4 separate regions of the Homo sapiens genome follow, and regions 2, 3 and 4 are each linked to region 1. Evidence: chromatin contacts called from ENCODE Hi-C or POLR2A ChIA-PET data. All regions are on one chromosome and are shown on one strand. Each heading gives the region's core, a stretch centred on a gene start or an enhancer-like site at or near the end of the contact. The rest is flanking DNA. Distances are from core to core; before and after follow the strand shown. Region 1 overlaps PITPNC1 (phosphatidylinositol transfer protein cytoplasmic 1). Region 2 overlaps PITPNC1 (phosphatidylinositol transfer protein cytoplasmic 1). Region 3 overlaps PITPNC1 (phosphatidylinositol transfer protein cytoplasmic 1). Region 4 overlaps PITPNC1 (phosphatidylinositol transfer protein cytoplasmic 1).

The links. Hi-C counts contacts between places; a loop is a spot of excess contacts on that map. ChIA-PET counts read pairs that join two places held with the same protein, here RNA polymerase II (POLR2A). Pooled maps may share reads with other maps.
Region 2: a loop to region 1 is called in a pooled map, with 1.9 times the contacts of the local background. The contact joins two enhancer-like sites. A Hi-C loop is called at or near these places in 2 of 37 single-sample maps with no recorded cell type and 4 of 50 pooled maps. POLR2A ChIA-PET finds 5 or more read pairs at or near these places in 2 of 52 experiments (activated CD4-positive, alpha-beta T cell and activated T-cell).
Region 3: a loop to region 1 is called in a pooled map, with 2.5 times the contacts of the local background. The contact joins two enhancer-like sites. A Hi-C loop is called at or near these places in 2 of 50 pooled maps. POLR2A ChIA-PET finds 5 or more read pairs at or near these places in 5 of 52 experiments (PC-3, RWPE1, SK-N-SH and 2 more).
Region 4: a loop to region 1 is called in a pooled map, with 4 times the contacts of the local background. The contact joins two enhancer-like sites. A Hi-C loop is called at or near these places in 2 of 50 pooled maps. POLR2A ChIA-PET finds 5 or more read pairs at or near these places in 6 of 52 experiments (HCT116, PC-3, RWPE1 and 2 more).

The regions. Positions count from the first base shown.
Region 1 is chr17:67,649,093-67,652,306 of GRCh38, forward strand. All of the region lies in intron 6 of PITPNC1 (phosphatidylinositol transfer protein cytoplasmic 1), which reads left to right. Among named protein-coding and RNA genes, the nearest start is that of NOL11, 67 kb to the right of the region's middle. RefSeq lists enhancers at 1,508-1,667, 2,348-2,427. Within about 2 kb of position 1,864, at least 3 of the 41 ENCODE cell types and tissues checked have a DNase peak (open chromatin) inside an H3K27ac peak, as active enhancers do.
Region 2 is chr17:67,400,666-67,403,493 of GRCh38, forward strand. The region is part of intron 1 of PITPNC1 (phosphatidylinositol transfer protein cytoplasmic 1); the gene reads left to right. Among named protein-coding and RNA genes, the nearest start is that of PITPNC1, 25 kb to the left of the region's middle. RefSeq lists a silencer at 1,488-1,782. Within about 2 kb of position 1,391, at least 5 of the 41 ENCODE cell types and tissues checked have a DNase peak (open chromatin) inside an H3K27ac peak, as active enhancers do.
Region 3 is chr17:67,451,216-67,454,450 of GRCh38, forward strand. All of the region lies in intron 1 of PITPNC1 (phosphatidylinositol transfer protein cytoplasmic 1), which reads left to right. Among named protein-coding and RNA genes, the nearest start is that of MIR548AA2, 19 kb to the right of the region's middle. Within about 2 kb of position 1,701, at least 5 of the 41 ENCODE cell types and tissues checked have a DNase peak (open chromatin) inside an H3K27ac peak, as active enhancers do.
Region 4 is chr17:67,429,902-67,433,119 of GRCh38, forward strand. All of the region lies in intron 1 of PITPNC1 (phosphatidylinositol transfer protein cytoplasmic 1), which reads left to right. Among named protein-coding and RNA genes, the nearest start is that of MIR548AA2, 40 kb to the right of the region's middle. Within about 2 kb of position 1,495, at least 8 of the 41 ENCODE cell types and tissues checked have a DNase peak (open chromatin) inside an H3K27ac peak, as active enhancers do.

The sequences.
Region 1 (3,214 bases), core at 614-3,113:
GCAGTGAGCCATGATTGCACCACTGCACTCCAGCCTGGGTGACAGAGTGAGACCCTGACACACACACAAAAAATAGTTGACTGTTTGCTGAGCCGGGAACTTGCAGGCCCACCCTCAATGCTGCCATCCTGCAAGACTTGGGTGATACTAATAAGTGTCCCCAAAAGCTTGCAGAGGAACGTAGAGATTGCACCTGCTGCCCATCTGGAAATTTCTAAAGGAGTTTTTGAAGGAGCCCATGGCTAGGGCTGAGATGGAACCATGGGAGTGTGAGCTTGGGAATAGCACGGGGGCATCCCCTTGGGCATTATTGAAAATGCAGGTAATAGTGGGCTACTTTTAGTAGCTTGCTTATGAGAATTCTGGGGTGTTTTCTGTGTCTCCAACCAGTTCAATTCTCCAGCACCAGCTATGTGTCCAACAATTCAATTCAATTAGACACTGTCTATCTGGAGTTAGCATCAGATCCCAGTCCCACAAAGCTGCCCCACTTCTCACTGACAGGCTATAGGCCGGGCACAGTGGCTCATTCCTACAATCCCAGCACTTTGGGAGGCCAAGGCAGGTGGATCACTTGAGGCCAGGAGTTCGAGACTAGCCTGGCCAACAGAGTGAGACTCCATCTCTATTTTTTTTACTAAAAAAAATTTTTTTTTTAATCTGGGGTCTCCACGACTCCTTCCTCAGGCTCAATAATTTGCTAGAAAGGCTCACAGAACTCAGGAAAACATTTACTTAGATTTACCAGTTTATTATCAAGGATATGACTCAGCAGCAGGTAAATGGGAGAGAGGCATCAGGTGAGGTATTGGGGGGTGGGGACTTGGGGCTTCCGTGCCCCCTCTGGGTGTGCCATCCTCCCAGCAGGTCAGTGTGTTTAAGCGTTTATGGAGCTCAATCCCAGCACCCCCTCCCTCCCTAGAGGTCAGTGGATGGGGCTGAAAGTTCTAACCCCCTAATCACCTGGTGTTTCTGGTGACCAGAGCCATCTTGAGGCCATCTAGGGCCCCTCACCTGTGTATGTGATCTGAAGGAGCTTGTTATGCATCCCAAAAGTCACCCCCATCACTCAGGAAATTCCAGGAGTTTTTGGAGCATTGTCTTAGGAAGCAGTGACAAAAACCAAATCTATTTTGTATTACATCACAAGGATGAAATGAGAAAGCGAATCTGAAGTGCCTGACACAGACTCTGGTACGGAGCAAGCACTTGAAAACGTTAGCTCCTAGGGTGATTTTTCCCAGCTTCCTTCCTTGACTTTCCTCTGGCCACCTCTCTTGCAAGTTCTCATTTGCTTTCATCTTCTCCCCAGTTCCTAAAAGGCATCCTGGGGGCTAGAAACCATAGGCTTTTTTTTTTTTTTTTTTTTTTTTTGAGATGGAACCTTGCTCTGTCTCCCAGGCTGGAGTGCAGTGGTGCGATCTCAGCTCACTGCAACCTCTGCCTCTCGGGTTTAAGCGATTCTCCTGCCTCAGCCTCCTGAGTAGCTGGGACTACAGGCATGCGCCACCATGCCTGGCTAAATTTTTTGGATTTTTAGTAGAGACGGGGTTTCACCATGTTGGTCAGGCTGATCTCCAACTCCTGACCTCAAAAGATCCGCCCTCCTTGGCCTCCCAAAGTGTTGGGATTACAGGTGTGAGCCACGGCGCCTGGCCAAAACCATGGACTATTACATTGTTTTGTGTGATGTGCTCAAATTTCTCATTTGCCTCGTCCCTCTTCTTAAAGCAATGAGTTTCAAGTGTTTGTGGCACTGAACTATAACTGAGAAGGGTACAAAACAGAAACATTCCCCTTGCCACAGCTGCCTTTCAGTGCCTTTCTACACATCAGATGCACCTTATGAGTCAAACTCCTTTAAGAGAGTCATTTTGCAGAGAAAAAACACAAACCGCTCAGGGTTTGCGGTGCATTCTAGTGCCAAGAGCAAATGCTTTAAAAATAGCACTTTAGGTATTAACTGCTAACAAAGCAAGAATTGACTGCTTCTGGCATGATTTGCATTTAGGGTTTTGGTTTGTTTTTTTTTAAGTTGATGCATAGCAGTTGACCTTTTAAGTCAAGTTTTAGGTCAGTTCTCCAGCACATTCTGAAAGCTCCTTAGTTTTGTCTCTTTTTTAAAAAACAGCTTTATTGGCTGGGCACAATAGCTCACCACTGTAATCCCAGCACTTTTGGAGGCCAAGGCGGGTGGATCACCTGAGGTCAGGAGCTTGAGACCAGCCTGGCCAACATGGCGAAACCCCATCTCTACTAAAAATACAAAAATCAGCCGGGTGTGCTGGCACGTGCTTGTAATCCCAGCTACTTGGGAGGCTGAGACAGGAGAATTGCTGGAACTTGGGACGTGGTGGTTGCAGTGAGCCGAGATTGCACCATTGCTCTCTAGCCCAGGTGACAGAATGAGACTCCGTCTAAAAAAAAAACCCAAAAAAACAGCTTTATTGAGATATAGATCACATACCATACAATTCAGCCATTTTGAATGTATAGTTCAGTGGATTTTACTATAATCACATGTTTACCTCACCACAATCAAATGTAAAACATTTTCATCACCCCACAAAGAAACCTCATATGTTTTAGCTATCATCTCCCTACCCTCTCCCCTCACCCATCTCCCAAGCCTCAGCAACCACACTGATCTACTTTCTGTCTCCATAGATTTCCCTTTTCTGGGCATTTCATATGAATAGGGTCACTTAATAAGTGGTCTTTGGGGACTAGCTGCTTTGAAAGCTCCTTGGTTTTATGTGTATCCCTCTTAAGATTCAAGTTCAAGGAATCCTACATTAATTCAGGGCTAAACTTTACTTTCATTGGAGGGGAATGAGAATGAGATCTGCAACACCTTGGAGTCTTCAGGAGAAGTTCCAGGATGGAGAGAAAAAAATCTGACATGTGATATGTGTTGTTCATCCATCCCTATTTTAGGGCTGAGGGTTATAGTTACATAATGTAGCAATTCCTGGCTGGAGTTCCTGCTTAGCCTTTTTTCATTTAGCATTTATCAAAAACTTCTCATTTCAATTAACAGGGCAAGCCCCTGTTGGCTATTGCCCTTTGTGGTTCAAATTGAGAGTGTAATTAATCATGGAGACTTCATATCTCAGTGAACGTCAGCTAATAAGATTGCCTCCAAGATGCAAGCTCAGCCCCAGCTGGACCAAGCTCTCCTGTGGGCTTCTCCTTGCACCTTCCAGGTGGGAGA
Region 2 (2,828 bases), core at 141-2,640, 250 kb before region 1:
AGCCCTCTTTCTAAAAATAACCCTTCTTTTCCTAATGTGATTCTTCTTATAGCTGATGTACTCTATTTAAATGAAAGGCCTCTTTTTAACATGCCCATTTTAATCGATATATATTTATTACATATAACTATATATAATAAAATACATATATAAATATATAATAAAAGTAGATTTCCCTGTAGGGTCTAATCCTTCGTGAATGTGGTAGCAGAAATTGTTCGTTACGCTTTCACCTGCCAATTATGATTGTTTTCTTTCTTTCTGTTTTTTTTTGGAGATGGTGTCTCACTCTGTCATGTCACCCAGGCTGGGGTGCGGTGGTGCCAACTCGGCTCACTGCATCACTGCAACCTCCACCTCCCGGGTTCAGGCAATTCTCCTGCCTCAGCCTCCCGAGTAGCTGGGATTACAAGCATGCACCACCACACCCAGCTAATTTTTGTATTTTTAGTAGAGACGGGGTTTCACCATATTGGCCAGGCTGGTCTCAAACTCCTGACCTCAAGTGATCCGCCCGCCCTGGTCTCCCAAAATGCTGGGATTACAGGCGTGAGCCACCGCGCCTGGCCAGTTTTCTTTCTTTTGAGATAAAATCACGGAAAGAACCTGAGTATTAAACCAGTTAAACTTCCTACCCACTTAAGAGTCCTTTCTATGATAATCTTGGATGGCAATCATCTTGCCTTTGGGCTTAATACCAGCCATCGCTTGGGTGTGGGCTCTTTTTGGTAATACAACCTCTATGATTTTCCACTTTGATTTGTTGGAAGATGCTTTCTCATGTTTAGTTGGTATCTGACTCCTTAGAGCTTTCAGGATCGTTTCTACCACTATAGTGACAAACACAAGCCCTTTCCACATGCTGACTCTTTAAACATTTAAAGAAATCTATAATGTTGGCTGGGTGCGGTGGCTCATGCCTGTAATCCCAGCATTTTGGGAGGCCGAGGCAGGTGGATCATGAGGTCAGGAGTTCAAGACCAGCCTGGCCAAGATGGTGAAACCCCATCTCCACTAAAAATACAAAAATTAGCCGGGCCTGGTGGTGGGCGCCTGTAATCCCAGATACTCAGGAGGCTGAGGCAGAGAATTGTTTGAACCCAGGAGGCGGAGGTTGCAGTTAGCCGGGATTGCGCCACTGCACTCAAGCCTAGAAGACAGAGTGAGACTCTACCTCAAAGAAAAAAAAAAAAGAAAAGAAAAGAAATCTAGATTGTTCTCCTTTGATCTTCTCTTCCACTGGCTTGCTACTCTCAATTCCTTCAGATTGAATTTATGAAATGCTTTTGTCTCCCTCACCATTCCTGTGGTTCCTCTTTCTTATTGCCCTTTAGAAAATATTGAACGCAATGCGTTACAGCAGAGGTCAACTAACTTTTTCTGCAAACCGCCAGATAGCAATATTTTAGACTTGCAAGCCGTAAGGTCTCTGTTGCAACTACTCAACTCTGACCTCGTAACATGAAAGCAGGCATAGGGCAACATGTAAATGAATAGGCGTGGCTGTGTTCCAGTAACATTTTATTTGTGGACACTGAAATTTGAATTTCATAAAATTTTCACATGCCACGAAATATTATGTGCCTTTTGCTTTTTCTTTTCCAACCATTTAAAAATGCAAAACCCATTTGTAGTTGGAGAGGCGTACAAAAACAGGCTATGGGCTGCATTTGGCCCATGGGCCGTTATTTACTGATCTTAGATATTGGAGGACCAGTGCTGAAACCACTGGAACTTCAGCTTTAACACTAGCACTGTCATTTTCAGAAGCCGCATCAAACTGCTGGCTGCTTCTGACAAGGTGGTCAGTTACACTTGGTCTTCTCCACCCCCCATCCCCCGCCCCTCCGCCATTTCCTGACAAAGCTGTCTCTCTAACCTGTGGGTATGTGTTCTGCCGAAAACAAGCAGCCATACCACAGCAGCCGTAACCATAGGACTTTGAAACAAATGCAATGAATGGCATCCACTAGTTTCAAGTTTGACCACATGTTTTTATTGTTTGTTTGTTTGTTTTTTGAGTTGGAGTCTCGCTTTGTCGCCCAGGCTGGAGTGCAGTGGCGCAATCGCTGTTCACTGCAATCTTCCCCTCCCTGGATCAAGTGATTCTCCTGCCTCAGCCTCCCAAGTAGCTGGGATTACAGGTGCCCACCACCATGCCCGGCTAATTTTTGTGTTTTTAGTAGAGACAGAGTTTCACCATGTTGGCCAGACTAGTCCGGAACGCCTGACCTCAAGTGATCTGCCCACCTTGGCCTCCCAAAGTGCTGGGATTACAGGCGTGAGCCACCGCGCCTAGCCTGACCACGTTTTTGATTCTTGCTTCTGTTATATCTGTATTAACCGTTCTTCTTAGCTTCGTGGCAGATGTGATAAGCATGCCTTTGTGTCTTTCTCTAAGTCACTGACTTTTCAGTAACATCTAAATCATAAAACATAGGTCTGGCCAGGTGAAGTGCTTGTGCCTGTAATCCCAAGGGGCCAAGGCGGGAGGATTGCTTTAGTCCAGGAGTTGGAGACTAGCCTGGGCAACACAGTGGACCTCATCTCTACAAAAAAAAAAAAAAAAAAAAAAAGTCATGACTGCTTTCCTTTGTTGCAGAAACCAGTAGGTATTTGGGTGTAGAAATGAAACCCTCAATTATATTCATAAGGCTAAAAATGAACTATTCCCTACTTCCTCATTTGTTTTGATTTTTAAAATAAGGTTCTCGTTAGATATTTTGAGAAACAGTTTAAGATTATAATTTTGTATGCAGAGGAGAAAATTTAGAAAATGGTGAAGCCAACTTTTTTAGTGTATAAACATTTAATCATAATTATATATG
Region 3 (3,235 bases), core at 451-2,950, 200 kb before region 1:
GAGACGGGGTTTTGCCATGTTGACCAGGCTGGTCTCGATCTCCTGACCTCAGGTGATCCACCCACCTTGGCCTCCCAGACTGCTAAGATTACAGGTGTGAGCCACCGTGCCTGGCTAAAAATTCTTTTTTGCACATGATAAACTCACCTATCTTAAGTGTAAAATGAATAAGTTTCAGTAAAACAACAAAAGCTCTTAAGTTTTAGTAAATCCATACATCTGTGCAGCCATCACCGCAGTCCAGTTTTAGAACTTTCCATTCCCCCCTAAACATCCTCCTTGCCTGTTTGTGGTCAGTTCTTGCTCTTACCCTGATCCCCGGCAACTAGTGATGTGATTTACGTCTCTATAGTTTTGTCTTTTCTAGTAATTTCGTATAAAAATTATACAACATGTAGTCCTTTGAGACTGACCTTTTTTTTTTTTGTTTTGTTTTTTTTTGAGACAGAGTCTCGCTCTGTCGCCCAGGCTGGAGTGCAGTGGCGCGATCTCGGCTCACTGCAATCTCCGCCTCCCGGGTTCATGCCATTCTCCTGCCTCAGCCTCCAGGGTAGCGGGCACTACAGGTGCCCACATCACGCCTGGCTAATTTTTGTATTTTTAGTAGAGATGGAGTTTCACCATGCTAGCCAGGATGGTCTCAATCTCCTGACCTCGTGATCCGCACACCTCGGCCTCCCAAAGTGCTGGGATTACAGGCCTGAGCCACCACGCCTGGCCGAGACTGGCTTCTTTTACTCAACATAAAGTTTTTGAGTTCATTCGTGTTGTTGAATGCATCAGTGGTTGGGTTTTTTTTTTGTTGTTGTTTTTTGAGATAGGGTCTCACTGTGATCACCCAGGCTAGAGTGCAATCACAGTTCACTGCAGCCTCCACCTCCTGGGCTCAAGTGATCCTCCCAACGTCATCCTCCTGAGTAGCTGGGACTACAGGCACATGCCACCACACCTGGCTAATTTTTGTATTTTTGTTTTGTATAGACGGGGGTCTCACTATGTTTCCCAGGCTAGTCTCGAACTCCTGAGCTCAAGCAGTCTGCCTGCCTCAGCCTCCCAAAGTGCTGGGACTACAGGCGGGAGCCATCATGCCTGGCCAATAGCTGGTTCTTGTTTTACTGCTAATAGCATTCCATTATAGGGATGTACCACATTTTGTTTATTCATCACCAGTTGATAGAGATTTGTTTCTAATTCGGGGCTACTGTGAATATTGCTGCTGTGATCATTTGTATACAATTCTTGGATGGACATGTGCTTTCGTTCCTCTTGGGAAGATACTTTAAGGAGTGGAATTGCTGGGGTTTTTTTTTTTTTTTGAGATGGAGTCTCACTCTGTCGCCAGGCTGGAGTCACTGCAACCTCCTCCTCCTGGGTTCAAGTGATTCACCTGCCTCAGCCTCCCAAGTAGCTGGGACTACAGGCGTGCGCCACCACGCCCAGCTAATTTTTGTATTTTTAGTAGAGACAGGGTTTCACCATGTTGGCCAGGATGGTCACGAACTCCTCATGATCCACCCACCTCGGCCTCCCAAAGTGTTGTGATTACAGGCGTGAGCCACTGGGCCTGGCCACTGGGTCTTATATTAAACTTATGTTTAACTTATAAAGAAATTGCCAGGCTGTTTTCCAAAGTAGTTCTTGCATTTTTTTACTCTCACTAGCAACATATGAGCGTTTTGGGTTTGCCACATCCTTGTCAGTACTTGGTATTATCCGTCTTTTGTTTGTAGCGATTCTAATGAGTGTGTGGTGGTATCTCACTGTGGTTTTACTTTGCATTTCCTGTACTCTTTTAAAACTGCTTTCCATTATAGAACATGTTGTGTTGTGCTGTTATATATATAAAGCTTCTGCTCACCTGTGAGCTACTCTGTCTAGCTGATTGATCCAGTATTGTGTCCGGGGGCAGGGTACATGGAAAATGCTTAGGGTTTGTTGAGTGAATGAGCAAACTGATACTTTGTAGGAGTGGCCAATTTTCAAATATTTTAGGTAACAGAAAACAGTGGTGAATCAACTCAAAAGATGAGGTACCAGTCAAATCTCTTCCCTTTTGTCAGTTTCTAAGTAGTATTAAACTTGAGTGAACTAAGTTTTACTTTTTTTTCCTTTGCTTTGCTTACCCCTTGGTGAGAGGTAATGGAGAAAATATAGACAGAGCAGGAGGAGGAAAGAAACTCAATCTCGAAATGACTAAGAGCTTGTGGAGCAGCTTGGGAGAGAACCAGCTGGGTTATTGGCTACTCTGTAGTTCCAGGTGTGGGGAATTATTCTCATCAATACCGTGACCGCCTGCCACTCCCCTCTGCCCTCTTTCTTTGTGTTAATTAGAGCAGGGGTCTGCAAACATTTTCTGTAAAGAGAGTAAACAAATATGTCAGGCTTTGTGGGCCAAGAGAAAACATCAGCGACGTTGTGGAGGTGCTTACATAACGACAGACAAAACAAATTTCCATGAATTTTTATCGATGAAACTCCAAACATAGTAATGGGGTACGATTTTCTGTAACACAAGTCTGCTAATGAGAAGAATTGAATTATTTGAGGGAGGAAAACATTTTGCTTAATTGGAAGTTCAGAGTTAATGTTTCCTATCATCATGGTAGAAATGTGGCCTCATTCTTCTACAAAGCTTCTCTGATATGCAGTGGTCTTCCCTCCTGAGAATTCACCAGAATGTACTGGCTTGATTTGCCCTTGATTTGTTGGGGAACTTTTCACATGGGGGAAGCACATTAAGAGTACAGGCTCGGGCTGGGCGTGGTGGCTCACGTCGGTAATCGCCAGCATTTTGGGAGGCCAAGGCGGGCAGATCGCCTGAGGTCAGGAGTTGGAGACCACCCTGGCCAACATGGTGAAACCCCGTCTCTACTAAAAATACAAAAATTACCTGGGCCTGGTGGCGGGCACCTGTAATCCCAGCTACTTGGGAGGCTGAGGCAGGAGAATCGCTTGAACACGGGAGGCAGAGGTTGCAGTGAGCCAAGATTGTGCCACTGCACTATAGCCTGGGACACAGAGCAAGACTCCGTTCTCAAAAAAAAAAAAACAAAACCCAAAAGAGGACAGGCTCTAGGGTAAGACTCTGGGGTCTGAATTCCAGCTCAACAACTTATTAACTATGTGATCTTTCACTACTTACATAACCCATCTAAAAGCTTTGGTTTCCTGATCTATAAAATGAATAATAGTACCTATTTCACAGAGTTGCTGTATAGATTAAACACAAAGATTT
Region 4 (3,218 bases), core at 245-2,744, 220 kb before region 1:
CTGAAAACAGACCGCACTTGCTTTGTTTTTTCCATTTGGCAATGAACCTGTGCACTAGCATTTAGGAATCATTTAGGAATTATCAGTGTAGTGGAAACAGCCTTGCTTTGAAACAACACAATTTTACTTCCAGTTCTGAATCATTTAATTTTTCTGAACTTCTTTTTACCCATCTGCAAAAGAGGAATCTCAGAGGTATAGCAATAAGGTTTATAAAGGGTTTAAGACAGTTCTGAATGCGCAGGAGTTTATAGATGGTAACGTCTTTTCTCTGGATCATTAATTCTCCTTACTACTCTGTGATTTTAAAAACTTAGAATGTTGGCTAGTGTGGTGGCTCATGCCAGTAATCCCAGCACTTTGGGAGGCTGAGGTGGGAGGGTCACTTGAGGTCAGGAGTTCAAGACCAGCCTGGCCAACGTGGTGAATCCCTGTCTCTACTAAGACACAAAAAAATTAGTCTATAATCCCAGCTACTTGGGAGGCTGAGGCAGGAGGATCGCTTGAACTCGGGAGGTGGAGGTTGCAGTGAGCTGAGATCATGCCACTGCACTCGAGCCTCTGTGACAGAACAAGACTCTGTCTCAAAAACAAAAACAAAAACAAACTTAGAATGTTGGCCAGTGTGGTGGCTCATGCCTATAATCCCAGTGCTCTAGGAGGCAGAATGCTCTAGAGGGTGGAAGCGGGAGGATTGCTTGAGGTCAGGAGTTTGAAACCAGCCTAGGCAAGGTAGTGAGACCTCTGTCTCTAAACAACAACAACAAAACAGCTGGGCGTGGTGGTGCACACCTGTCGTCCCAGCTACTTGGGAGGCTGAGGTGGGAGGATCAGTTGAGGCCGGGAGTTCAAGATCAGCCTGGGCAACATAGTGAGACCCTGTCTCTACCAAAAAAAAAAAAATTAGACATATGCAGTGGCATGTGTCTGTAGTCCCAGCTGCTCAGGAGGCTGAGGTGGGAGGATCCCTTGGGCCCAGGAAGGTTGCAGTGAGAAATGATCACACCACTGCACTCCAGCCTGTGTGACAAAGCAAGACCCCATCTCTTAAAAACAAAACCAAACCACACAACAACTTGGAATGTTGAAAGAAGTTCATTATGTGTTTCCATTTTATGATGAACTATTTCTTTAATTTTTACTCTTTTTAGTTACTGTTTCTTTTTTTTTTTTTTGCGATGGAATATTGCTCTGTCGCCCAGGCCGGAGTGCAGTGGCGTGATCTTGGCTCACTGCAAGCTCCACCTCCCGGGTTCAAGCGATTCTCATGCTTCAGCCTCCCGAGTAGCTGGGACTATAGGCGCCCACCACCACACCCAGCTAATTTTTGTATTTTTAGTAGAGACGGGATTTCACCATGTTGACCAGGCTGGTCTCAAACTCCTGACCTTAAGTGATCCATCCGCCTCAGCATCCCAAAGTGCTGGGATTACAGAGTGAGCCACCGCACCTGGCCTCATGTCTTGTCTTACCTACGGCTTTCCCCCTCTTTCTGCGTTTTCTCCACCCTTTACCGCTGAGTCAGCCTCTGTATACCATTATTCATGATGGGAACTCAGCTTGTCTGACAGTTGGTTTTAAGGCACAATTAGAAAATATTCCTTGATAGTACAATGAGTTTGCAGTTTTTAAGTTGTGGTTTTGGCCAGAGATATTAATAAGGGTTTGGACGTTGAGTGGAATACTAAGAATAAGAAAGGGGATGTGCTTAAAATACATCTCATGTGCCTTCTGTTTAATTACACGGTAATTTGTAAAAGAGACTGGTTTCTGTGGCCTTGAATACTAATATAGACTTTCCCTCACCACAGCTTATCTTCGAGTCATAAACACAGAGGCATGCATAGTTCACACATCTCCATGTATTTTCTGTTTCCAAGGAAGATATGATCACTCTGAAGAACCAAAAGATGAGTCACTCTGAAAACTTTTCTTCCTTTGTCTTAATGTCATGACTGTCTTAACAATTGACTGTGTTTATTTCAGCAACATTTATCTTTAGTCTCTTCTCTTTGGCTCAGTCAGATGTTTTCAGTTTCACCCAGCACGGACCACAGCCATATTACCTCCTATATCCCAGTGGATAACTTCTGCAGGAAAACTTCAGCTACTTGACACTCTTGGGAAACGAGCTGGGTGTTCCTGATAAGAAAGGTTTACCAGAATCTTGTAAAGATGGTTTCTCTAATAATAGCTAACATATTTATAAGCGTGCTATGTTTTAGAACATGGGTGTCCAAACTTTTGGCTTCCTTGGGCCACATTGGAAGAATTGTCTTGGACCACATATAAAATACACTAACACTGGCCGGGTGCGGTGGCTCACGCCTGTAATCCCAGCACTTTGGGAGGCCAAGGCAGGTGGATCACGAGGTCAGGAGATGGAGACCATCCTGGCTAACACGGTGAAACCCCGTCTCTACTAAAAATACAAAAATTAGCCGGGCGTGGTGGTGGGCACCTGTAGTCCCAGCTACTCGGGAGGCTGAGGCAGGAGAATGGCGTGAACCTGGGAGGTGGAGCTTGCAGTGAGCCGAGCTTGCAGTGAGCCGAGATTGCACCACTGCACTCCAGCATGAGCGAGAGAGTGAGACTCCGTCTCAAAATAAATAAATACATAAATAAATAATAAAATAAAATAAAACTAATGATAACTGATGAGCTAAAATAAATAAATAAAGGTCCGTGTATAATTTTTGTGATATCTGCCACCACAGATAAGCCAAAAAGTCCTCTTATTCAAAGGGTTGGACATGGCTGTTTCAGTAACTTCATTACAGGCTTTGTGAACATTATCTCATGTAATCCTAAAACAAAACAAAACAGAACAAAATGACTTTCCCTGTCTCGATTTCCTGAGTGATCTTTGTAAACATCAGCTATTACAGTGTGCTCTTTTGTGTAGATTTCAGGTGTATGTGACTCTTGTAAGCATTCAGCTTACCACTGTTTATTGAGTGATTATTATGTGCCAGATACAGCTCTGGACACAGGTGTGACTAAAACAAACTCCCTGCCCTCAAGGTGCTTATATTCTGGAGGTGGGAGGAGGACCCTGACAACAGCATGGAAATATACAAATATAATATAATGTCAGGTAGCCACAAATATAGCAGGATATAGGGACAGCGAGTGGGGGTGGGGAGAGTGGTGGCGGAAGACCCTTGAGGAGGCGACAGTTGAGCAGAGACCTGGATGAATCGTGGGAGCAAGGCTTG